Regions from separate parts of the Mus musculus genome. Here all the other regions are linked to region 3. The links are chromatin loops, found by intact Hi-C in ENCODE. Cell type or tissue: heart. All regions are shown on one strand.

What was found. Hi-C counts contacts between places; a loop is a spot of excess contacts. Peaks named below come from ENCODE experiments on the same cell type or tissue, not always from the same donor. Only the 100,000 strongest peaks of a DNase experiment are listed, where the experiment ranks them.
Region 1: a loop joins it to region 3, with 2.5 times the contacts of the local background. A loop is called at or near these places in 8 of 42 quality-filtered maps.
Region 2: it touches region 3 in a loop (2.8-fold over the local background); 27 of 42 quality-filtered maps call a loop at or near these places.
Region 4: a loop joins it to region 3, with 4 times the contacts of the local background. A loop is called at or near these places in 16 of 42 quality-filtered maps.
Region 5: a loop joins it to region 3, with 4 times the contacts of the local background. A loop is called at or near these places in 27 of 42 quality-filtered maps.

Annotation. Positions count from the first base shown.
Region 1 is chr11:20,012,501-20,017,500 of GRCm38, forward strand. The region is part of intron 4 of Spred2 (sprouty-related EVH1 domain containing 2); the gene reads left to right. Among named protein-coding and RNA genes, the nearest start is that of Gm39603, 22 kb to the right of the region's middle. In heart, CTCF peaks have their summits at 2,514 (motif pointing left) and 4,777 (motif pointing left); no DNase peak of the experiment used is centred here.
Region 2 is chr11:20,032,337-20,037,336 of GRCm38, forward strand. Gm39603 (a long non-coding RNA gene) reads right to left here and starts at 4,276. Exons shown (of 5, transcript XR_872273.2): 1 at 2,940-4,276. In heart, no CTCF peak of the experiment used is centred here; no DNase peak of the experiment used is centred here; H3K27me3 peaks cover 479 bases.
Region 3 is chr11:19,918,303-19,923,302 of GRCm38, forward strand. No RefSeq gene overlaps it. Among named protein-coding and RNA genes, the nearest start is that of Spred2, 3.6 kb to the right of the region's middle. In heart, a CTCF peak has its summit at 2,267; DNase peaks (open chromatin) are centred at 1,319 and 2,119; H3K4me3 peaks cover 2,058 bases; H3K27ac peaks cover 1,581 bases.
Region 4 is chr11:20,069,630-20,074,629 of GRCm38, forward strand. It overlaps Actr2 (ARP2 actin-related protein 2), which reads right to left. Exons shown (of 9, transcript NM_146243.2): 8 at 2,827-2,959. Among named protein-coding and RNA genes, the nearest start is that of Gm32080, 32 kb to the left of the region's middle. In heart, a CTCF peak has its summit at 2,758 (motif pointing left); no DNase peak of the experiment used is centred here.
Region 5 is chr11:20,024,068-20,029,067 of GRCm38, forward strand. Gm39603 (a long non-coding RNA gene) reads right to left here. Exons shown (of 5, transcript XR_872273.2): 3 at 4,394-4,618; 4 at 3,567-3,637; 5 at 763-2,195. Among named protein-coding and RNA genes, the nearest start is that of Gm39603, 10 kb to the right of the region's middle. In heart, a CTCF peak has its summit at 2,071; a DNase peak (open chromatin) is centred at 2,084.

The sequences.
Region 1 (5,000 bases), 94 kb after region 3:
TGCCCTTCCTGTGGAGGGGTCATGTGGCCTTGTGGGCTCACAGCGCATTGACCTGACTGCCCAAACACTTTGCCGACTGTCAGACGTATCCTTGGAACCAGCCTGTCCTTTTCACTCCTCAAAATGAGAACCATGTTGTCTTCCCACAGGAGGATAACTGCTTGTGCGTATTGTTGACGATTGCCAACGTTGTTGTCTGCTCTCCCTGCCCTCCCAGTCTCCCCTCTGTTTTAAGCCTGTATTCAAACCTGTGCCTGTCCATGGCTTTCCCGTCAGAGGCCTCACCAAAAACTCTTGACTAACTGCTGCTGCTGTCTATGGAGTTCTGTCATTTGTTCTAATTCTTGGATTTTTTTTTTTAACTTTGTGTGTGTGTATACACACATATGCGTGCATATGAATGTGCACTCGCAGATGGCGGGAATCAGAGACAACTTGTGCGACTCAGTTCTCTACCACCATATGTGTTCCAGGGATCCAACTATGGCAGCAAGCACCTTTATGTACTGAGCCATATAAAGAATTGAAAACAACAGCTCCCTGGCCGAGTACTCACTCCCTAGTTTGTGTGAGGGCCTGACTTCTTTCTCCAGCCATGCCAAACAGCAAAAAGGCTAGCTATAGCTAACATTTGGTGATAGCATTGCTAAAAGTCAACTTTTCTTTTTGTCCCTTCGGAGGGTGTATCCTTTGTCACTTCCCATCTGAGAAACTTGTATTCAGCCGGCTCTGCTGAAGTCACTTTTGTGGCATTGTGGCAACTGGCCAGTCTTGAGGAAGCCGGTCTAAGCTTGGGCTACCAACTTGAACACATTCATTGGGTTTGTCTCCAGCTGATTTCCTCCTGGACCCCTGTAGCTCAGGGCTCAGAGACAAAGGGGTTTGGAGCCATCGAAGAAGAGATGGGTGATAAGAGAAAATCTGGGAGTTTTTATAAGCTGTTGGTCATAGCGTTTACCACAGCTGAAGGACAATAGTTAATACCAAAGTCGGCACATGGGCCTGAGTGTGCAGTGTTTTGGAGGAATGTGGAAGACTTTGGGACTTTGGACTAGAGAAGTTGGTTGGTTGCTCTAGGCAAAGCTGTTGGGCCATCCCAGTAGGAGCTTGAAAGACAGCAGTGCTGAGAGCAGTGGAGGTGGTGGAACTTTGGAAGTTGAACTAAATGCATTTTACATTATGATATGGCCATGAGTTATGGGGGAGGGGGAGAGGGGTTGTGGAATGGATTGGTTTGAATGAGATGTCCCCCATAAGTCTGGGTCCCCAGTTGCTGGGAATTTTGTCTTAGGAGGTGTGGCTTTGCCAGGAAACACGTCACTGGAAGTTGGCCTCCGAGGCTTGAGAGACCCTCAGACTTGCTCTGTTTCCTGCTTTTCAGTTGAAAGATGAACTCTAAAGTGTTCTTGTTTTTTTATGTTACCTGATCTTGGTGTAGTGTCACAGCTGTAGAAAAGTAGCTAATTCAGACATTTTATACCTTGCTTCATTTTTTTTTTTATTAAAGTAACCTTGCCGCTGGGTGTGGTGGCCCTTAATCCAGGCACTCCACAGGCAGAGGCAGGCTGATTTCTGAGTTCGAGGCCAGCTGGTCTACAAAGTTACAAAGTGAGCTCCAGGACAGCCAGGGCTACACAGAGAAACCCTGTCTTGAAAAAACCAAAAAAAAAAAAAAAGTAACCTCAAAGATTTTACCCACATTTTATAGATGTGAAAACTGGAGTTAAGAGACCACCTTGACTAAGATCTTAAACCTTCTAATTTGCAGAGAGAGCATCACACCAGCCCAGTCTACCCGAGCAGAAAAGACCCTACTACCCTTTACTACCCTTAACAGAGCCCTCCACTGTGTTTCTGCTGGCCAGTGTCTCATGTTAGGCACACACTTCCTGTTGTTTTGTCTTTTGTAGGCTCTACAAGTCCTTTTTTTTGAGACAGGGTTTCTCTGTATAGCCCTGGCTGTCCTGGAACTCACTGTGTAGACCAGGCTGGCCTCGAACTCAGAAATCCGCCTGCCTCTGCCTCCCAAGTGCTGGGATTAAAGGCGTGCGCCACCACGCCCAGCTTACAAGTCTTGATTAGACATCCTTTTACTAAACGGTATTGTCATTGTGTCAGTGGCTGGCACACGGGGGTAAGATTGTTTCTGAAGTTACACGTGCAGGTCACTAGGGCTGTGTGCCTGCTCCGTTGAGGATTCTGCTATGCCTAGTCCCCAGCCAGGGGCATTAATGAATTAGCTCTAACCCTGCTGCTGTCTCTGCCGGCTGGGAAACCTGCTGCTAAAGCTGCCTCGGGTCCCAGGCTCAGAGTAATTAGAGCTTCACTTTTGGTCTTCTTAGGTACAGAGCATCTATGTTAGTTCACCCAAGAGCAAGGCAGATGAGAAACAATCTTGATTGGGGCTGGAGAGATGACTCATCGGTTAAGAGCAGTGACTGCTTTTCCAGAGGTCCTGAGTTCAGTTCCCAGCAACCACATGGTGGCTCACAACCATCTGATGCCCTCTTCTGGTGTGTCTAAAGACAGCTATGGTATACTCCCATGTAGAAAATAAATAATTCTTTTAGAAGGAAGGAAGGAAGCAAGCAAGAAAGAAAGAAACAAAGCCAGCCAGCCAGCCTTGATTCTTGATTGATGGTCAGGTCTTGAAGTTAACAGTAGCACGAGTCACTGAAATACTTTAGGGTCTTGCCCTCTTAGGTGTGTGTGAATGCTTTGTATGGTACTTTCTCTTTATTCCAGCAACCACAGGGTAATAGGTGACGCTGTTCAGAGGTATATGCCCGTCACATTGCCACTTTACAAGATCCATCTAATAGGATAGACTGGAAGTAATTTGTGCCTTCATCATCTCTCTTGCCCTGCGTCTGCTCTAGTTTCCGTCCTCCTGTTGTGGTAAACGCCATGTGTATAAACTCTGTGTGTAAACACCATGAACAGAAAGCGGCTGAGAGGATCCAGAGATCACAGCCCATCACTGAGGGAAATCGGGGGAGTGCAAGCAAGAATTTGAACCCGAAACCACAGAGAAATACATACTGTCTGCTGGCTTGCTCACAGGCTCACCTGCCCAGGGAACATGGTCACCCACAGTGGGTTGAGCCCTCCTGTGCCAGTTAACAATCCCCGAAATTCCTGGCCATTAAAGCTGACTGGAACACTCCACCCTTGTCAACCTGACACACAAACCTGTTGCTCTAAACTGTCACTTTGTCTTAAGATCTTCTTGTGTTAGTATCAAAATATAACATCTCTTAACTCAAGCCGGGGCGTGGTGGCGCACGCCTTTAATCCCAGCACTTGGGAGGCAGAGGCAGGCGGATTTCTGAGTTCGAGGCCAGCTTGGTCTACAAAGTGAGTTCCAGGACAGCCAAGGCTACAGGTTCCGAGAGACCCTGTCTCGGGGGAAAAAAAAATTTGAGTTAGGAAAAAAAAAAATCTCTTAACTCCTGTAAAACTGAAAATAAGTTTCTTACTTATTCCAGAAGGGAAGAACCAGGGCATAAAAATAATTAGTTTTAAAAATAAAAACAACCAGCAGTGTAAGTCAGAAATCCTGTAGCTTGCCTCTAGCATCAGGAACTTAGCCATTGTGTAGTCTTCTGGCTCCAGCAGACTTAGGGAGTGCTGTTTCTCCAGCTCTGCTATGGGACAAGCACAGCTTCAACCAGTACTACCTAGACAACGCTCATATACTGTTTGTCAAGTCCTGTTCCAAGTGCAGAATACAGCCTGCCTCCCGTGACCAGCTCTGGGGGCACTTGTTCTGAAGAAGTAGGGTTTGGGGTGGGGGTGGGGGTTGTTGTTTTGAGACAGGGTTTTTCTGTGCGGCCTTGGCTGTCCTGGAACTCAATCAGAAGGACCATGCTAGCCTTGAACTCACTGAGATCTGCTGGGACTAAATGCATGCACCAGCAGCACCCAGCTAACAAATAGTTTTCTCTCAGTCATCAGGCTGCCTTCTCGGCCCCAGCTTGACCGGCACCCCGGTGAGCACAGGCTCACCTCAGTAGTGTTGATCTCTTGTTAGTCAGTTGACTCTTGAGCCCTGATGATTAGCATACACACATTTTTAGCCAAAGTATTACAATAACATCCCTTACTCCAAGTCTAGAGAGTGTCTTTGGTACCCTCTGAAACCCAGAGGACCAGGCCTCCATTGTCCATGTTTCTCTCAGAATTCTTAGCTTCCAAGATCTCTCGAGAATGACCCATTAAGTTTTCAGTCCTCACCAGGAAAAAGCCAATCCCTGAGAGTAAAGGACAGCCAGGGCTGCAGAGACAAACCCTGCTGTCTCAGAAGGGAGTGGGGACGGGCTTTTAGTTCTACTTGTCATAGTGTCTGGAAGCCAAGGTCAGGAATGGATCAACTATGCCCAGTCACAGGAGAGTGGCTGGTAGGAGCCAAGTATCTATCTTCCACCATGGCCCAGTACTGTTTTTACATTTAGAAAACCAGCTTGTCTTTCCAAGGCCTTGCTGCTGGGCCTCTCCAACCATTGAGGTAACTACTTCATTCACATTGAGACATTCTGTTCATTCTCATGTCTAAGACAACTCAAGACTGGAAAGCCAGGAGTGATGGTTCATATTCTATAATCCCAGCACTTGAAATGTAAAGTCTAAAAACCAAGCCAGTGTGTGGGGGTGTGGTGGGGGCAGAGACAGAGAGATGAGATATGGCTCAAAGGTTAAAAGCACCTACTACTACTACTAGCACCCAGCTAAGATGGCTCACAACCACCCACCTATAAGCTCCAAGGGATCCAGTGCCCTCTGCTGCCTCCATGGGCACCTACACTCAAATGCACATTATTAAAAATGAAATAAACTAGGCCCATGGAGGCCAGAAAAGAGCATCAGCTCCCCCCAGACCTGGAGTTATAGGCAGTCGAAGCTGTCTGTAGGTGGTGAGAATCTGGGCATTCAAGTCTGCTCACCCCGGGGCCCCTTCCCGCCCATACCTTTAATCCTGCACTGGGGAGGCAGAGACAGGG
Region 2 (5,000 bases), 110 kb after region 3:
CCCCCTTTTTGAGAAGTTCTTTTACTGAACCTGGAACCCACCAATGAGCTTCAGCTCCCACCTGTCCCCAATGTCCCCAGCCCCTAACCTCCTGCTCCCACCTGTCCCCAATGTTCCCAGCCCCTAACCTCCTGCTCCCACCTGTCCCCAATGTCCCCAGTCCCTAACCTCCTGCTCCCACCTGTCCCCAATGTCCCCAGCCCCTAACCTCCTGCTCCCACCTGTCCCCAATGTCCCCAGCCCCTAACCTCCTGCTCCCACCTGTCCCCAATGTCCCCAGTCCCTAACCTCCTGCTCCCACCTGTCCCCAATGTCCCCAGTCCCTAACCTCCTGCTCCCACCTGTCCCCAATGTCCCCAGCCCCTAACCTCCTGCTCCCACCTGTCCCCAATGTCCCCAGCCCCTAACCTCCTGCTCCCACCTGTCCCCAATGTCCCCAGTCCCTAACCTCCTGCTCCCACCTGTCCCCAATGTCCCCAGTCCCTAACCTCCTGCTCCCACCTGTCCCCAATGTCCCCAGCCCCTAACCTCCTGTTCCCACCTGTCCCCAATGTCCCCAGCCCCTAACCTCCTGCTCCCACCTGTCCCCAATGTCCCCAGCCCCTAACCTCCTGTTCCCACCTGTCCCCAATGTCCCCAGCCCCTAACCTCCTGTTCTCACCTGTCCCCAATGTCCCCAGCCCCTAACCTCCTGCTCCCACCTGTCCCCAATGTCCCCAGCCCCTAACCTCCTGCTCCCACCTGTCCCCAATGTCCCCAGCCCCTAACCTCCTGCTCCCACCTGTCCCCAATGTCCCCAGCCCCTAACCTCCTGCTCCCACCTGTCCCCAATGTCCCCAGCCCCTAACCTCCTGTTCCCACCTGTCCCCAATGTCCCCAGCCCCTAACCTCCTGCTCCCACCTGTCCCCAATGTCCCCAGCCCCTAACCTCCTGCTCCCACCTGTCCCCAATGTCCCCAGCCCCTAACCTCCTGCTCCCACCTGTCCCCAATGTCCCCAGCCCCAACCTCCTGCTCCCAAGGCTTCTCATGTGGGTTCTGGGGCTCTGAATTCAGGACATCCTGCTTGCATGGCAAGCACTTTACTTCCACAAAGCAATCCCCTCCACCACCACCACCACCACCTCCTCCTCCTCCTCCTCCTCCTCCTTCTTCTTCTTGTAGGAGACAGGGTCACATGTAGCCCAGATTAGCCTTGAATTCATTATGTAGCCAAAAAATAGGTTTGAGCACCTAATCCTCCTGCCTCAGTCTCCTGAGTGCTGGGATTACAGAGAGATGCTTCTGCGCCCAGCCTGTCAATCCTGCCCTTCACTCCCTTGGCCTAGAGTGGCTCTGTCTCCTCTGGCTTTGGTTACTTTGTATCCCTATTCTGCTCTTTGTATCTTATCTTAGACCTTTGGTTCTTTTGTTCTAAGTCCAGTGAGTTCCGGCCCAGCATCATGCAGCTGTCACGACCGGGTTATCTGAACCCAGCATCTAGTTCACTCAGGACAGTAACATTCAGGGAGATGTGTGACTTCCGGGGCTTGAGGACAGCTCTGCTATCTTTCTGTTGGCCCTCTGTTGGTGTTTTTCCATTGCATAGGGAGCCATATGGCTCAGCCCTGGTCATCAGACAAGGCAAATGTGAATGGGTGCCCTAAGCTCCTTTGTGTAGATTTATGCCTGCTTAGTTTTGATGTTCATGCCTGGCGACTGTTACCAGGATATTTCTGAGCCAGCCAACAGTTGGATCTGCTGCCCACCTCTTGGGATCCTTAAGGGAGAGAATTCAGTATAGCTCCTATCCTGTCTGAGCAGCTGCACTCCACACCCTAACCTCTCTTCCATGTCTTTCTAAACATCTTGAGGAGTTGACACATGCTCAAAGCTTGCTCTCTGAGGGAGGGCCAGGGGACTTGGTGTAGGGCTCAGTTGGTAGTTACTAAAGTGTTTGCTTAACGCTGGGTTTGATCCTCAGCACCACAGCCAACAAGAGAAAACACTGGGAGAAGATAGTTTCTACCCTAGTGGAAGATGGTCATCAACCAAGAGGTTGGATGAAATAAAACTGGTCCTTTCAGCCCTAGGCCTGTCTGGCTCAGAGCTGCTAACGGGAATGGCAGGAAATCTGAGAACGCTCTCCTGCTCGAATCCCGGGACGATCCACTAAGTGAATGTCCTGCCAGGACACTGGCTCCTGACCTGTCTTTGCTCGAGGGCTGATGCCAGGTTTCTGGTTCCTGTGAGCTGCCTGGCAGTCTAATAGGAATACCTTAAGCCGTATCAGGTGCATCTTGCCCTGCATCCACATTCATCTGGGAGTCCTTGGGATTGATATTTGTGGCTTGATGCGAAAATCAACCCACGTAGTTTCCCTCTTTGTCAGGCTTGGATAATAACCACCTCCAACTCACGCTTTGCCGTGCTCCTTCAGTAACTATGGTTGCCTTTTGGGTAGCTTCCAAAAAAACCCTTCTCCCTTCCAAAAGAAAGAAAATCGATCCTGTCTGCCCAACCTTAAAAGCTGACAATTACAGCATCATAAAACCGTCCTGTTCAGTGCAGTGACAGAGAGAGAACTGATAGGACGCTGGGGTCACTGGTACTTCTGAGTCTCCCCATTTGGGCGCAGGAAATGTGGTGTGGCCCCTACATGACGCCTTTTGGTGACTGTCTTTGCTTCCTTACCAGCCTAGTGGTCCTTTAAAAGTGCATCACTGCCGGGCATGGTGGCGCACGCCTTTATTCCCAGCATTCTGGAGGCAGAGGCAGGCGGATTTCTGAGTTCGAGGCCAGCCTGGGCTACAAAGTGAGTTCCAGGACAGCCAGGGCTATACAGAGAAACCCTGTCTCAAAAACAACAAACAAACAAACAAACAACAACAAACAAAAGTTCATCACTGCAGCAGCCAAAGCCCAAAGAGTCCTATAGTGGGGTCTTCCATCCTTGCAAACCTGAGGTGCACCTGTACCGCCTTGGATGCATGCATGCCCCGAAGACCCGTTCATCTGCTTCTAAGTTCCTTTTGCAGAAAGCAGGCAACCTGGAAGGAGGTCTGAGTCAGAGCCCGGGGCCTCGCTATCGGCTGCCACACCACGGCAGGCTTGCAGACAGGGAGGGAAATAGTGGGCTTTCAGCTGGTGTTTTTGTTTTGAAGGAAGGGAGAAGGTGGAGGGCGGGAGAGATCTAAGGTGCACTCAATGTGAGTACATTTGCAGTATGGGGGTGGGGTGGGGCTAGGAGATCACGTGATCTGCATGACTCATCCCTCTCCAGAAGACAGAATGCTTTGCACTCGTCCCTCATCTTCTGGTATTTTGGAAGTCTTCTTCCTCCCTCAAATGCTGGGAAGAGACAAGGCCGGTGCTTCTCACCCCCTCCTAGGAGAGCTATGTCTGAACTTTCAAGTATCTCTGCATTTGCTTCATCTCCTCTCATCTGACTAGGGTTATTTCCCACCTCTCTACAAAGAACTGGGTCAGCTGCACCGTGGGCACAAAGGCCAGGGCGGGGAAAGGGAGGCAGCCCATACTCTCTGGAGTCTGACCTGACGCTAGTAACTGGATTGGCAGTGCTCACTGAGGGTGCCTGGGGCAGCCCCAGGCAGAGTTTGCATCAGCAAAGATGGTGGTCAGGCCGGGAAGAGGAGCCTTTCTCAGATGCAGCATCTCTACACTCCCTGTGCTGAGCTGAGGTAGATGCACACTCTGGCTGGGACCACAGGGCAGCTGCCCAGAGCTGGGAGTCTCCAATAGCTGACTGACCCTTAGGCTGTAGTGTGGCCCACAGTTAGAGGACACAGCAAGTTGCACAGTCTCTCGGGGCGTCTCATTCCCTTGCTGCTCGAGCCATGAGGAGGCTGGTCTGTTACCTAGGGAACGCTCACATTTCATTTGTTCTAGGAGATGGAGGACAGCCTCATTTCCTATGCTCATGGACACACTGCGTGTTCACTGCCTCCTGTTGAAAAACAGAGCTCTGAGGCTTTGAAGATAACTCTGTGGATAAGAACAGTTGCGCGGCAAGCCTGAGGACTTGGGTTCAAATCCCAAGAACCCACATTAAAAAGGCAGGCATGGCTGCATATACCCAGTATAGCAACAGGTTCAGTGAGAAATTCAGTCTCAAAAGAATAGGTCAGAGAGTGGTACAGCCATACACCTAGGGTCTTCCTGTGTGTGCATGTATGAGTGGGTGCAGGTGCGCGTGTGTGTGCACGAGCACATTGTATGCGTGCACATGTTCACACAAGTGTTCGTGCACACACACACACACACACACTTTTTTTTTTTTTTTTTTTTGGATTTTCGAGACAGGGTTTCTCTGTGTAGCCCTGGCTGTCCTGGAACTCACTTTGTGGACCAGGCTGGCCTCGAACTCAGAAATCCGCCTGCCTCTGCCTCCCAAGTGCTGGGATGAAAGGCGTGCGCCACCACACCCGGCTTCAACACACACATGCTTTTTAAAGAGAGTTCTGTACACCATGTGGTGGAGGCTCAGGAGGTTGAAAAAGGAGGATGGCTTAAGTCCTAGGTCTGTCTGGACTACACAGTAAGACCTTGGCTCAAAAAGACATAAGAAACAAAAGGAAAAAGATATAAATCTACGTCTGCAAAGCCAGAACTTTCAGAAGCCGGGTTTAGTGTTGCAGAACCACTGCAGCTAACAACTGAAATTCCCAGGTCTGCTGTGGCCTGTGCTTCCTGCTTTGGGGAGCTGTTGTTGGAATATGTGCCTGCTGATAATTTATGGTACTTAAGCGCAGCTTGTGTCTTGGAGGTTTTTGTGACTTATTTTATAAGATAGTTAGGAAAGAAAAGAGAAGAAAAGAAGAGAAGAGAAAAAGAAAAGGAAAGAAACATATTTTACAGATAAATCTGCCCAGCAACCCCTAAATGTTATTTTGGTCCCCAAAGCTATTAACAGTTTCCAACAATCCTGCATTCACTCCATGCTTGATGCACCCCTCCCCTGGGTCCACCAGCCTCAGCACATAGCAAACAGGCTCGATGTTC
Region 3 (5,000 bases):
CTAACCCCCGTGTGCACCTCAGAACTTTTATGCTCATCTGACTCTCTCTCCCTTTACCTCTTGTTCCAGTTATCTATCCACAACCGTGGCATCACACTATCTGCCAAGATTTGACTCAAACCTCCCAGCCTCTGGGGAGCCTTTCTCTGACCTTAGCTTACTCTGGTGCTTACCCCACTCATACAAACACCAGCCATTGGCCACAAATCCTAACCTGTTTAGATGCCTGACACACACAACCCAAACCCCAGAAGGCAGGAAGTTCGTGTGCCTTGGCATCCCCGTGGCTTCATAGAATACCCTGGACCTTAAGCAGCTATGAAAAATAATTGCCTTCACCATGGCCTCCCACCCACTAAAAACCCACGTGTGAAAGAAGCTGCAGCAAGGAATGATGGGAAACAGTGGCAGCCCAGCTACTCGGGAGGTTGAGAGAGAAGGGTGGTGAGGATCGGACCAGCCAGCTCTGCAAGCCAGGCTCCTCTCCTTGGCCTTCGTCTTTCCTTTGTTTAAGTCATAATGTGTGAAGAGAAACTACAGACGTGGCTAGGTGGTAGAATGCTGGCCCAGCAGCTGGACCTCGGTTCAGTCTTCACAAATATACTGGCTCATATGAGCAAAAAGGAAATCTAGTTGAGCTCAGAAGTGGTGGTGTGTGCGCGTAATTCCAGCATTCATGAGGCAGAACCACGACAGAGAGAGGGGGTAGGGGTTGGGGGGAGAGAAAGAAATGATGTCCTAAATTTTAGGACTAATTTTTCTAGGCCTATGTGGTGGTGCACGCCTTTAAGCCCAACACTCAGAAGGCAAAAGCAGACTGACTTGAAGGCCAACTAGGGCTATAGAGACTGCTAAAACGGGGGGTGGGGGGGTGGGGGTGGGGTGGGGGGGTGCGGCGGTGGCAAAGGATTCCTTCACATGCTTGTTAAATACACACACACACACAAGCAAGATTTAAAATTCATTTAACTACGGACATGGCTCCAGCTTCAGTTGCTGCAGTTTCTGAATTAATTAGTCTTCATTCATTTGTTTTGTCTCCTCTGAGAAAACCTTAAGGACTCCCGTGTCTCTCACCGTGTAGGTGAAGATGATCTTGAGGTTACAGGCCGGATTAATGAGGGGCTGCAGAGTCGAACCTAGGGCTTCATGCGCAATAAAAGCTACAATGCACCCTACTAACTGGGCCACGTACCCAGCCTGACTCAGAAATTCTGATCCTCCGCAAGATTAGGGGAGGACCCCTCTCTGTCTCCTCTCCTCCTCTCGGTCTGACTCTCTGCCAGGATCCAATTTGCAATCCACTTGCTTCCTGTTAAAGAGTTCAGGAGTGCACCCCAAGGTCAGCCTTCTCCATCTTTCCTGGAGTGGGTGGGGGAAGGGCTAGAATTGGGTAGTAACTTGCCAGAAACAGCTCTTCCCACCGAGCTGCGGCTAGCTAGAAGGTGAGCTGCCACAGACGAAAAGACCCTTTGCATAGCCCATTCTTAAACTGGCTGAGGCTTGTACAGTTGTAAACTGAAACTTGGGGCAAACCCTGGCGGTTACATTTTTTACACAAAGAATGCTTCCTTCTTCGCTCCGTCGATTACTTCCTGCATTCTGACTCTGCTGAGCAAATGCATACCCGAGCCTTTGGTGAGCTGCTGAGCACGGTCGAGCCACCCTCCTACCTGAAGTGGCGACCGCAGTAGCAGCGGGCTTGGCGTTTCATTCATAATACTTGCACCAGCGTGGAGGGAGGCGGGGCGGGGGCCTTTCGTCTGTTTAATAAAATCCCGGCCATGCAACCGAAAGGGAAAATGATCCCGGAGTATGCTGCCCGGGGGATGAGCCCTGCACCGCCGCCCTTGGCTAATTATACCGGAGATTGTGCAATGGGCCCGAGCCATTCACCCTGCAGGGCCGCGGCGCCTCTCACTACGTCTGCACAGTCCTCGGCTCCCTTGGCACAGCGGGTACCCGCGGCTGCTCGCCCGAGCATAGTGATGCAGGCGCTGCAGCGGCCCGGGCGCGGCCGGAAGGAACTGATAAACCGGCGCGCGAGTGGCACCCCTCCCCCGCGTCGGAAGTGTCCTCGAGCGCCGGTCATTGAGAAATACTGAAGGGGCAGAGTGGGGTGAGGCGAGGACAGCCCTGAGGCCGCGGCTCCTGGCCTGTGATCCCACGCGCAGCCGGCTGTCCGGCCGCCTAAGTGCGGGTTCCGCACTGCGCCCCACAGGGCCGCCGGCTCGAAAAGCAGGAGCTGCCCCGCTGCAGAGCCTGCAGATCCGGCCGCCGAGGGGCGCTCCGGGCTTTCCCACAGCCCCTGGGAAAGGAAAGAGCTACGGGGCCTCCCCTGCCCAGCCTGTGGAGTTAAGAGGCAGGCAACTGTGCTGGGTTTCCGTGAAGTTGTGAGCAGATCGATAGTACTTTTGAAGTTTTAAGATCTTACTGAGTAAACACTTTATTTTAAAAGACTCAAGTCTCAAGTAGTTCAAATTGGCCTGGAACTCAATGACCTTGAACTTCTGACCCTTCTGCCTCCTGAGATAAAAGATTGTGCCACCGTAGTCTTGTATCAAAAAACAAAACAAAATAAAACAAACAAACAAAAATCCCAAATTCTCTGGGTTTGTTGTTGTTTTGTGACTTGTGTTTTATTTTTTAGTCAGGGTCTCACTCTAGCCCACATTAGCCTGGAACTGTGTACTCCAACGGACAGTGATTATTTTGTCTCAGTCTCTCGAGTCTACCGTGCCCCGATTGATGGTTATAATGCTTCTGAATTGAAATCTAAATCTAAGATTGGGACAAACTAATATTTTTTTTTTTTTTTTTTTGGTTTTTCGAGACAGGGTTTCTCTGTGTAGCCCTGGCTGTCCTGGAACTCACTTTGTAGACCAGGCTGGCCTCAAACTCAGAAATCCACCTGCCTCTGCCTCCCAAGTACTGGGATTAAAGGCTTGCGCCACCACGCCCTGCTTACTTATTTTCGAATGTCTACGATTTTTTTTTTTTTGAGAAAGGACATGATTTTATTATAGTTTGTGGGGGTAACAGAATAAGAAAAAATAAGACATCAGTGGGACAAATCAAAACAAATAAATCCCGAGACGTTACAACAAACTCTAGAAATAGATCGGTGTGATCCAAGTAATTCATTAGACACTTCCGTTATTGTTCTTTGGGAGTCATCCACCTTGCTTTTCAATCTGAAAGTTGTCAGACCACAGAAGTGACTAGTAAGCCCTGTGGAATTTTCCTGTCTCCATCTCTTCAACAATGGGATTATAATTGCAGGCCATCAAATGTGGGTGCTAAAGAAGGAGCATAGGCCCTCGGATGACAAGTAAGCCTCATACTAACCTATCTCCTAGCTCTGAATGGGTCTGCTTTTTGTTTGTTTTATGTTTATTTTCTTTTATGTGTATGGGTATCTTGCCTGTATGTATAACTATGTATGCATTGCTTGGGTACCTCATGCTCTTGGAGTCCAGAAGACAATGTCAGATCTTTGGAACTAGAGTTATAGAAGGTTGTGAGCAGACATATGGGTGCTGCAAATCATACCTGGGTCCTCTGAAAGAACAACCAGTGCTCTTAACCACTAAGCAACTCTACAGCTTACCCAACCCCCAGTCTTTTTTTTTTTTTTTAAACCAAGGTCTCAATATTTAGCCCTAGCTGTCCTAGAACTCTTTCTGTAGACTAATATAGCTTTGAACTCAAGAGATCTACCTGCCTCTACCTTCAGACTGCCAAGATTAATGGTGTCTACCACCACACCCAGTATGTCTCACTTTCTTCACGGCCTACAAACAAACAAACAAACAAACAACAAAAAAAAACAAAACAGAAACAAGCAAACAAATAAAAATACCCCCCAAATCAAACAAACAAAAAATGAAGAAAGATAAGGTTTGCTTTGTTTATTCCTGTAAAAGTTGAAGAATTAACAGAGACCTCACTGTCAGGACCTCAGGTCTTCTAAGAGAAAACCAAAATGCAGGTCTCGAGGTTTGGCGTCCTTACCACTACTTGTCATGAGCACTCAGAATCCAGTGTTGAACCTCAATGTGTATCCACAAAGATCATGGTTGTGGAAAGCATGAAACCACTGGTTTCTACTTGACTCAAAGGTGAAACTCTTATTTTTCAAGCCCCCGTGGAACTCTCAATACACACAGACCTCTAAGAGGGCTACTTTTGTTTTGTGTATGGGTTTTGTTTTAGTTGTTGCTGATTATCATCATCATCATCACCACGACCACTACTTTGATTCAGGGTCTTAATCATGTAGTCTGGTTGGCATGGAACTCATTATATAGGCCAGACTGGCCTCAAACTCACAGAGATCCACCCACCTTTTTGCTTCTAGAATACTAGAATTACGGACATGATCCACTATGCCCGGCTGTTTTGTTTTTGTTTTGTTTGTTTTTTGTTTGTGGTTTTGTTTGAGACTGGATTTTGCTTACTAGCTATGTCTAGCCTAGGATTCTACTTGTAGACCAGGCTGGACTTGAACTACTATCAATCCTCCTACCCCAGCCTCCGTAGAATGGGATTATCCAGTCCAGCAATTTTCTATTTTTGAAGCAAATATTTCATCCCCCAGTTTGTTTCGTAGCTATTTAAAATCTAAGTGGAATGTCTCTAATGGCATATTCAGGAGAACAGAAATGTCTATTAGTCTTGAGGACATAATCCCTGTCCCTTATTCCATGGCAAGACCTCAGGAAATACCCAGTGACTCTGTAATTGGTGTCATCCATGTCAAGTGAAAACATGGTGCCCCCTTCAAAAATTGAAATGGATTTTAATATCGCAAATTCAGATTCCAGGCAAATCCACAAGTTGAGCCCTGGGTGCAATCCTGCTCGTTGTCTAGATGGTGCATAGGTCCTCTCAGAAAACCTCAGGCAGGTCCTAGGCCATGGTAGGAAAAATAATTTAAAGAGAGGTATGAAGAGATGGCTCGCAGTTAAGATCTTCCATAAGACTGTGGTTTAATTCCT
Region 4 (5,000 bases), 150 kb after region 3:
AGAGAGTTAGGTAGTTAGTTAGCTATGTGTCTGAGTTTTGGCTGCATGTATTTATGTGTACCGTGTATACGCCTGGTGCTCAAGGCAGTCACAAGAGGGCACTGGGTTGCCTGGAACTTGAGCTACGGATGGTTGTGACCTGAACCCGGCTTTTCTACAAGAGCAGCAGGTGCTCTTAACCACTGAGCCAGTTCTCCAGACCTCTCCCCTCCATTTTTTTTTTTTACATCACCCTTGTTGACTTTTTTTCTCTCCTTACATTCATCCACTCAGGTAATCAGGTCTGAACCTGCTTTCAAGCAGCTCAGCACACAGTACAGAAGCTCTATATTATTTTGCTATAATGTGTCACCAACTTTGCCCGGGTCCTTCACGCTGTCTGGCCGTCTAGGATATTTTCCCACTCTCCATTCACTCTCTTAGAGGACCGTTTGTTTCACCCTACTCCATGTTCAACCTCTGCCAGTTCTTCCTCTCATAACTTCCTGGCTTTCTTTCTTGGCTCCTCCTCCAACACACTGGGCTTACAGATTCTTTTAAGGGGTAAAAGTCTGACTACATCATAGAAGCCTAACTGACCTGTCTGCCCGCTAGTTTTCTTACCTCATTTTCTACCCTCTCTTGCTTACTCTGTTCCAGCCACACTGGGACATTTCTGCCAACTCATGCTTTTGCACTATTCCTGACTAGAAATGCTCAATCCCTAACTTGACACAGGCATCTGGCCCAAGACCTGTCTAATCAATCAGGATAATATTATCTGATTAGACAGGTATCTGACCCAAGACCTGTCTAATCAATCAGGAGTGAGGGAGCATACCGACTTGTCACCAACAACAACCTTTTTCTACCTTGTAGTCTTCCTTTCTTTTTCCCACACCATTTATTATTACTACTGGTAAACAACTTAAACTCACAGCATGGCCTAAATCAGTTTTGGCACAGGGATGGAGTTTCAAGAAATGTTTTCTGGGCATAGGGTATGCTAGAGTGCTTGCTTAGGCCCTGCGTCCCAACCCTAGAACTGCAAAATTGACAAGGAAAGGGAGATCAGTGTGTAAAAGTCATATTTTCAGTAGGGTTTACCAAAAGATAGTGCTACAGAGCATACGCCCCTCAAAAAAGTCTACAGGGTAAAGAATGATCACCAGAGGGCTGGTGAGATGGCTCAGTGGGTAAGAGCACCCGACTGCTCTTCCGAAGGTCCGAAGTTCAAATCCCAGCAACCACATGGTGGCTCACAACCACCCGCAATGAGATCTGATGCCCTCTTCTGGTGCGTCTGAAGACAGCTACAGTGTACTTACATTAAATAAATAAATAAATAAATAAATAATTAAAAAAAAAAAAAAAAGAAAGAAAAAGTAAAATTATAAAAAAAAAAAAGAATGATCACCAGAGATGGATTTTAAATTCCCTAAATAGCTCAATGAAATGAGAACTGTGAGTGAGCTATTAGAAAGCACTGTAACATTGGTGTCTCTACACAGAATACTCTGAAAAGTGGAATATTATCATCTAAAGCAAAGAGCAAATCCAGAGAATAAAAAGCATGATTCTTGGCTGAGGCTGGGATTGGTGGTATCCACCTTTCATCCTAGAGGCAGGCGAGCTTGAGTCAGTGTCACTGAGGTAGTTACAGCTAGGGCTACCGCACAGAATGCCTCACACAGTCTAGAGCTGAGAAGACAGGGCATGCCAAAGAACTACCAGCAATTATATTCTAGTCCATGGTGACAACGACCAATAAAGTCCATTTTAAGAGCTGTGAGAATTTCTGAGAACACAAACATGACTGAGGAGATAAGACATACAACAAATAGAAAAGTAACCTAAAACCAGAATTCTAACAAGCTAAGAGTAAAGGCTGGTTACATATTCACAAAATTAAAAACCAAGATAGCTGTGATGGTGTATAGGATATATATGAATTATATATTATAATATTATAATTATATATATTAAGAGCACTGACTGCTCTTTTGGTAAACCCTACTGAAAATGTGACTTTTATACACTGATCTCCCTTTCCTTCTCAGTTTTGCAGTTCTAGGGTTTGTACGCAGGGCCTAGGCAAGCACTCTAGCATACCCTATGCCCAGAAAACATATAGGTATAGAATCTACAATCCTATCACCTGGGACACAGAGGTAAGCTCCTTCAAGGCCTATATGGTCAACATAGTAAGTTCCAAGGTAGGCAAGACTACATAGGAAGACTGTTTCCAGAAAAGAAAGGAAGAAAAGAGAGGAGGGGAGAGGGAGAGGGAGAGGGAGAGGGAGAGAGGGAGAGGGGGAGAGGGAGAGAGAAAACAAGCAAGCCAGGACATTTCCTCTCCCTTCTCTCCACAGCAAAAGCAGGCTCTTCCCAAACACTTGCACACTGCATACCAGTCCAGGCTGGAGAGATGGCTCAGTGGTTAAGAGCACTGACTGCTCTTCCAGAGGTCCTGAGTTCAATTCCCAGTAACCACATGGTGGCTCACAATCTTCTGTAATGGAACCCAAGGCTCTCTTCTGTGATGTGTCTGAAGACAGCTACAGTGTACTCATAAACATGAAATAAATAAATCTTTTTTTAAAAAAAAGAATGCTACAGACTACCAAGGACACTGGACTCAGTCACCTGTGTTTTCTCACCAGAGTGTAACCTAGTAGGTAGAAGCACTACCCCCAAGACAATTTCCAGTGAGCCCTGCAAGGCTTCAAGAGGCTAACTGCACCAAAATCTGCTGTAAGACTTCTTGCTCCCTCTGGTGGTTGTCAAGATCCACAAGCTACTTTACAGGGTTGTAAAACAAAGGTAACAGCTGATATAGATACTTACTGAAAGTTTTTCCACATCTCCTTTCAGAACTCGTTCTAAGTAAAGCTGTTTAAGCTCTCGTTCCAACCTCGATGGCAGGCCAGGATACATGGTAGAACCTCCAGAAAGCACAATGTGCTTGTAAAATTCAGATCTAGGAAGACACAGTGGATAATTACAGTTTTAGATATGAGAACGGTAGGTGGTTTTTTGGTTTGTTTTGTTTAATTTGGATGAGGCTCAGAAGAGCACTGGCCTAGCATGAAACCCTGGGCTCCATCCCAGCACCACAGAAGCCAGGGGACTATGAAGTAGAGGGAGGAAGATCAGAAGCTCAAGCCTCTGCTAGATTAGGACTGTAACATGACAGCAATAAGATGCATCATGACATGGAAGGAGGGAAAACAGCTCAACATCACCTATCACCAATGAGCTATCACTGTACAACGGATAACAACTACAAGCCACAGCTCTAAACTGAGCTGCGTCACATAACTGAATGTGGGGGCTGTGAATGACATGGTAACAGAAAAGGTTCTCTAAGGTGCAACAGGCAAAACAGTCAAAAGCAAACATGCAATAAGTCTGCGGTGTTCACTGGCTGCCCTCTGAGCACATCTACTGTGTGTGCAGTGTCCATGTAGCCATGCCATGCAGCACCTGAGCTCACCCAAGACTATGGCATGTTAGAAAACGGCTACTGTACGTACAGCTTCCCATCCTTACAAAAACATTACAGTAAACAAAGACATTATTGGTCTACATTAGTATATTTTTAACCAGCACTTGGGAGACAGAGGCAGGTAGACTATGTTCAAGGCAAGCCTGGCCTCCATAGTGAGTTTCAGGACAGCCAAGGCTACACAGAGAAACCCTGTCTAAAATAAAAACTAATATTTGAATTTCTAACTTTTGAGTTTCATTTAAAACAAAAATTGTTAAGTGAATTCTGACTCGAGATTAGCCCAGAATCTCCAATAATTTCTGAAATGGCCTTAAACATATTTGTGCCATTTTGTTCTGTTGTTTTTTACAGTACTGAGGTCTGAAGCTAGTGGCTCACACAAGCTAGCCAAGTTTCTGCCTGAGATATAGCCTCATCTCTGTTGTGTTTTTGAGACAGGATCTTACTATGTAGCCTTAGTTGGCCTGAAACTTGCTATGTAGGCTGTGCTGGTCTCAAATGCAGATCTGTCCCCCAAGTGCTAAGATTAAAGACATTTGCCACCATGCAGTCCAGGATGGACTATATAGCTATGGCTGGTCTTAAACAAGTGTGGACCACCATACCCAGTTTAAGATTTAATTATTTAAAAAAAGATTTATTTTTATTTAATGTGGTTTTTTCTGCATTATTGTATGTGTACTTCATGTGTGCCTGGTGCCTGATGAGGTCAGAAGAGTGTTCCAGATACTCTGGTACTGGAGTTACAGATTGTGGTGAGCCACCATGTGGGTATAGGAATCAAATCTGGGTCCTCTGCAAGAGCAGCAAACACTCTTAACCACTGAGTCATCTCTCTAACCCCAAGACTTAATTCTCCTTTTTGTTTTTTTGAGACAGGGTTTCTCTGTAGAGCCCTGGCTGTACTGGAGCTCACTCTGTAGACCAGGCTGGCCTCGAACTTAGAAATCCACCTGCCTCTGCCTCCCGAGTGCAGGGATTAAAGGCGTGGGCCACCATGCCCGGCTCAAGACTTAATTCTTTATGTAAAACCAAATAAACCCATTCATTTCATTAGTATGGAATTTGTTTTCATTTTTGATGCAAGATAAATTATATGTGTGTGTGTATGTATGTATGTGTGTGTATATATATATATACACATATACTTCAAGATTAATTATCAGTAAATATTTGCCTATATAACTCTTATATACCTACATACTAAGAATTATGTAAAAATTTCTCAGCCAAAAAGGGGTCATAGCACATATCATAGCACATATACTGTCACATAGTGGTATGTGACTTTAATCTCAGCACTTGGAAGACAAAGGCAGGTGGATCTCTTAAGAGTTTGAGTCCAAGGCCAGCCTAGTCTACATAGTGAGTTTCAGGCCGTCCTAGGCTTTGTAGTGAAGTAGACTCCTTCCTTCAAAGGGTGAACGTGATAGCTATTCTTGGTTGTCAACTTGACTACATCTGGAACTAACTAAAACCCAAAAACAGTGGAGTACATCTATGAGGGATC
Region 5 (5,000 bases), 110 kb after region 3:
ACAGAATGGGATGGGGTTTCCTTCAAAGAAAAACATGAGACGTGGGTCTTTTTTTGTGAGGCCCTTCCCACCTGTGGTTATATTCCGGGGGGCGGGGGGGTGAATAACATATCCCCTTCCTCCACAGGGAGAACCCCATTCCTTCCTAGCCAGTCTTGCCTCAAGCCCTCCTCAGAGAGAAAGGCTGTACTTCCTTTGAGCTGTTTTCTCCTCATCCCTGCTGAAGCCCAGAGTGGGGTTGGAGGTGGGAGGCCGTTCGAAGACTGCACCAGCCCATGGTCTTGGGCAGCTCTCGGCTCACTTTCCAGCTCTTCTGGATACCAGAAAGCTACAGCATTCCCCAGGCGAAAATAAAATAGTTATTTTGAGGATTCCAGAAGAGAAGTGGTTTCTCCATAGTTCTTCCCATCTTAGTTTTCACTTTCCCCAGAAAGGAGGGTGTTTCTAAGCCACTGGCAGATATCAAATACAAGATGGGTGCTTAAAGTTAGGATAAGATTTAAGGCTCCCCCAAGAGCTGGTATGGGGGTGGGGGGCAACATCCTGAACCCTCACTTGACGTACACCCTTCCCAGTGTTCTACAGCCCTGACACCAAAGCTAAGAATGGGAATCGAGGTGATCTAAAATCAACGAGGCACAGGGCCTGTGTGGGCCGGCTAGTGACAAGCTTCCAGGTCCCTCCCCACATGAAAAGTGGGCCACTTGTTCCAACTGCTTCAGGAATGAACAGAGACTTCAATATCAGGAACCAGGCTGGCTCTGGCTGTGACTCTCATTTTTATTCCTCCAAAAAGTGAAGTGTTCGTATTCAGTTCACACTTAGGGGGGCCCGTAAAGAGGTGATGTCGCTGGATCAAGGCCCTGTGGAGAGTCTGCTGTCCGATGCCTACCTTTCTCGGTTTCCTCTTGTATAAATGTTACAGGACCCAAATCCAGCTACCTGTCCTTCCTTTCCCCCTTGCTAAGGGGGATGAAATCTTACCAGAAGCAAGAGTTGGTCTGTCAAGGAGGTTGAGCTGGAGCAATCTGGTATCACAAAACATACCACCTTAATTTTTTTTAAGTTTTATTTTTATTTATGCTTGAAGGATTTTTGGGGGGTTTTTGTTTGTTTTCGTTTTTTATTTATATGTTGGTATAAATATATGCAAGTGTCCGTGGAGGCCAGAAGAGAGTATCAGACCTCTGGAGCTGGAATTGTAAGTAGTTGTAAGCTACCCGGGATGGATGCTGGGAATTGAACCCTGGTCCTACAGACAGGCATGGACCGCCCAACCTCCACATCTGGTGAATTTATTCAGTGATACAAACCATCTACTTTTAAAGTGACTTCGAAGTATTGAGCTTTGAGACAAATGTGTTGAGGCAAAGATGACTCCAGAGCCACTCAGCAGGAAAGAGGACTTGACACACCATCAGAGGACTCACCTGCACCCACATGACAACTCATAATCTGCAGTTCCAGGCCATCTGTGGGCACCAGGTACATATTAAGTACACACACACACACACTTACACAAACACACACACACTCACACAAACACAGAGAGAGAGAGAGAGAGAGAGAGAGAGAGAGAGAGAGAGAAGCAAAACACTCCTACACAAAAAATAAAACTTTAAACAAAACAACAACAAAAAACTAACCACCTTAAGTCCAGACATACCTTTAATCCCAAGGCAGGAGGATCTTGAAACCTCCTCTACAGAGAAACCTTGTCTCAGAAATAAACAAAACAACAAAGCCCATCTAAAGCAAGATTGGTGACAAAAACCGGGGGATTGCTTTGACTTCAGTGTTGGCTTGTGCTCTATAATGAATTCCAGGAGCCCGAGCTAGCGAGCTAGCGTGTCCAAAGGCCATCTTTCCAGGAAGCCAATAGAGATTTACATAGGATTAGCACTAGCTATCAGGTGCCTTCTCACAGAGGGGGGCCTGCACAAAGAGAACACATCTCAGAGCGCATCACTTCTTTCTAGGGCCACTCCACACTGATGAGGTTCATCTGTTCTGCTCGGGGACATCACATGTGGAGAGGCTGCCCAAAGAAAACAGATCCCCCCCTCGTGGTGGAAAAGGGTCAGGTGAGGTGAGATAGGATGTGAAGGCTGGCCTGGACAAGTACAGCCCTCAGAGGTTCCGTAACGCGATCCGCAGGACCCAATCACTTCCTCGGTTCCTTGTTTGTTCTGGCCCTGAGGAAAGATGGGTTGCTGAAGAAGACAGCCTGCTCACTGCACAGTAGGCCGAAGCACATGGCAGACAGTTTGTTAATGAATCCACAATTCACTCCATACTTCTTTTTCTAACTGCACATTTCGGTTTGGTTGTGCTTTCTTCCTGACACTTATGAATATCTTAAGTCAATGATGCCTGCAGAGGCACACAGCTCGCTGGACTCTGGGCAGACAGAATGTACAACGTGGAGAAAAGCCAGTGACCTGTCAAAGCAGTTCTGTGGACAGAGCTGGTACCAGCTCAGAGGAACTTGCCCAAGATAGAGACACAGTATATTCAGGGGACTGTCTGAACTCGAGACACGTTCCCCTGGATGGTGGACATCCATCCCCAAAATTAGGCCACTCACTTCCAAGGGGAAAGCATGGGCTCTGAAGGACCTGCAGGACAGTTGCAGTTTGTCATGGAACACAGGCAGGCTTGTAAACGGACACCCGAGCTCGTGCCAGCAGCCAGAGCTACAGGTGACCTTACTGCAGGCCTCTGGGCTTTGTGGTAGTGAAATAAGACGGCTATCTACCCCACACCTGTTGGATCTGTTTTCTCTCTTAGCAGTGCTGGGAATCAAACCTAGGGCCTTGTACAAGCTGAGCCCCCACAGCTCCCACCCTAGCCGCATGGGGTCGGCCTAAGCCAGACCCTTGAAGGGCAGAGAACCCACCCTGCAACAGTGCCGGCCTCAGCCTCTCTCCCTGACCTCTCAATCTTGCATCTTTCATATCTTGCAAGCCAACACCAATGGACAATACTGCCAAACTCTGCATCCAACTTGGGATGGAACCCAACCCTGCATCTCACCCCTGCACCCCACCCCTCACCCCTGTACCCCACCCCAAACCACACAGCCTCTGTATGCTGACCCTGGAGAAATACCTTCCTAGACACCTGCTTTTGAGGACCAAGGAACCTCTTCCGCTTATTCTTTTCTTTAAATGAACTTGAATAGTCAGTGGGTATGGTTTTTGCCTTCAAGGCACATGGTCCCAGCAGAAGCCAGGCCTCTCTCCTTGCAGTGGGTGCTAATCTCTTCAATAGTTAAGCTGAGTTGCTTGTGAGTTGCTCACACCTTTCCTCCAGGAACAACAGATGCTCTGTCCCAGGCTGTGGATGGTGTGGACTGGGTGGTTTCTAAAGGGCTTTCTTCCCTTCAGCTCGTACTCAAAGTTACAGGAACTACTGAAAGGGGCGCTGAGTGCGAGCCCACTCCTGTGCTTTGGGGCTTAGCTCAGAGGTAGAACTTTGCTCGTATGCATGCGGAAGGAACTAGGTTCTTTTCTCAGCACAAAACAGACCACTGGATGATTTATAGTATCTATCTGTGCACCCACCTTTAATCCCAACACTTGGGAGTCAGAGGTTTTCTGTGGATTTGAGGTCTCACTACATAAGAGACTTGTCTCTAAAAGAAAAAAAAAAGTTTAAACATTTTTTTAAGAAAATGAGAAAAACGAGTCTAATAATTCAAGGAAGACAGCTGCCAGTGTGTGCTGCCATGGTAAACTCAGGCACTCAAACACATATCTGAGTTTTGAAAAAACGTGTTTGACCAGTTGCCCAGTAGATTTTCCTCCTCGTGAATAACGACCTGCAGTTAATGACCATGCTCCTGTCCTTGAGGCCCATGACCTCACCTTTGGTCTGAGACCTGCCGCCACTTTGCATATTACTGTAAGGCCGCCAGGGAAACTGCCAGGGCGGTGCACGGGAGTGTCGGCTGAGTGACAGGAAGAAATGAGAATCAGTTGGGCATGATGACACCTCTGCCCATACTGTATAATGCTTGCTGGAATCTCTGCATGGAGGAGGCAGAGGCTCAAGGTCAAGGTCGTTTGAGGCCAGCCTGGGCTATATGAGATCCCGTCTTTTAAAAAAAAGCGGGGGTAGAGGTATAGTTCAGTGGTAGACGAACACTTGTGTGATTTCACTCCTCAGCGCCACTTGGGTAGGGGGCAAGGTGTATGTGTCTCTATGTGTAATATATAAAATAATGGGAATGAAGTGGGCCAACTCTCAGAATAACTACTATTCATTGTACTTTTGCTTCCAGATGGTCAAAGTATGCAGCTATAAAGTTATACCTGGGCAAAAGATCCACTCAGAACAGAGATTGGATGTGACAAAATAGTACATTCTCAGATTCCACAGAGCAGCTAACCTTTAAGAAATTGCCAGTTGCGAGAGTTACCACTGAAGGCCAGGTGGATGTGGAGATCTGAGCTGCTGCCCGAAGCCACGTTGGTGACAGTGAGCTGTGCTGCCCCTGGGGTTGATGCTCATGGTCCTTGTTACCACCAAAGGCCTTGGGAATGTCCATGGTCTGTCTGCGGCCCGTGCTGTAGCCAGAAACCATGTGGACGTCCATGATCCTTGCTGCTGCTGACTGTAAAGGGCAAGCATGCTTCTTTTGCAGTGGTATTGATGATTGCAGACTCACAGTTGAGAATGAGAGACATAGAAGACCTCTGTGACTGCTTCTCTCCCCCACCCCCACTTCCCATCCTCCAATCCCCTAAAAAGAAAGTCTGGACAGAAAGTCATTGGAAAAAAAAAAAACTCTAAAAAGGGAGCTGGGAGGCGGTGGCACATGGGTGGAAGCAAAAGTACAATGAATAGGAGAGTTATTCTGGAGGGGTTGGCCCACTTCATTCCCGTTATTTTGTATATTACACACACACCTTGCCCCCTACCCAAGTGAAATCACACACTCGCAATCCCAGCACTCCGGAGGCAGACAAATCTCTGAGTTCACTGCCAGCCTGGTC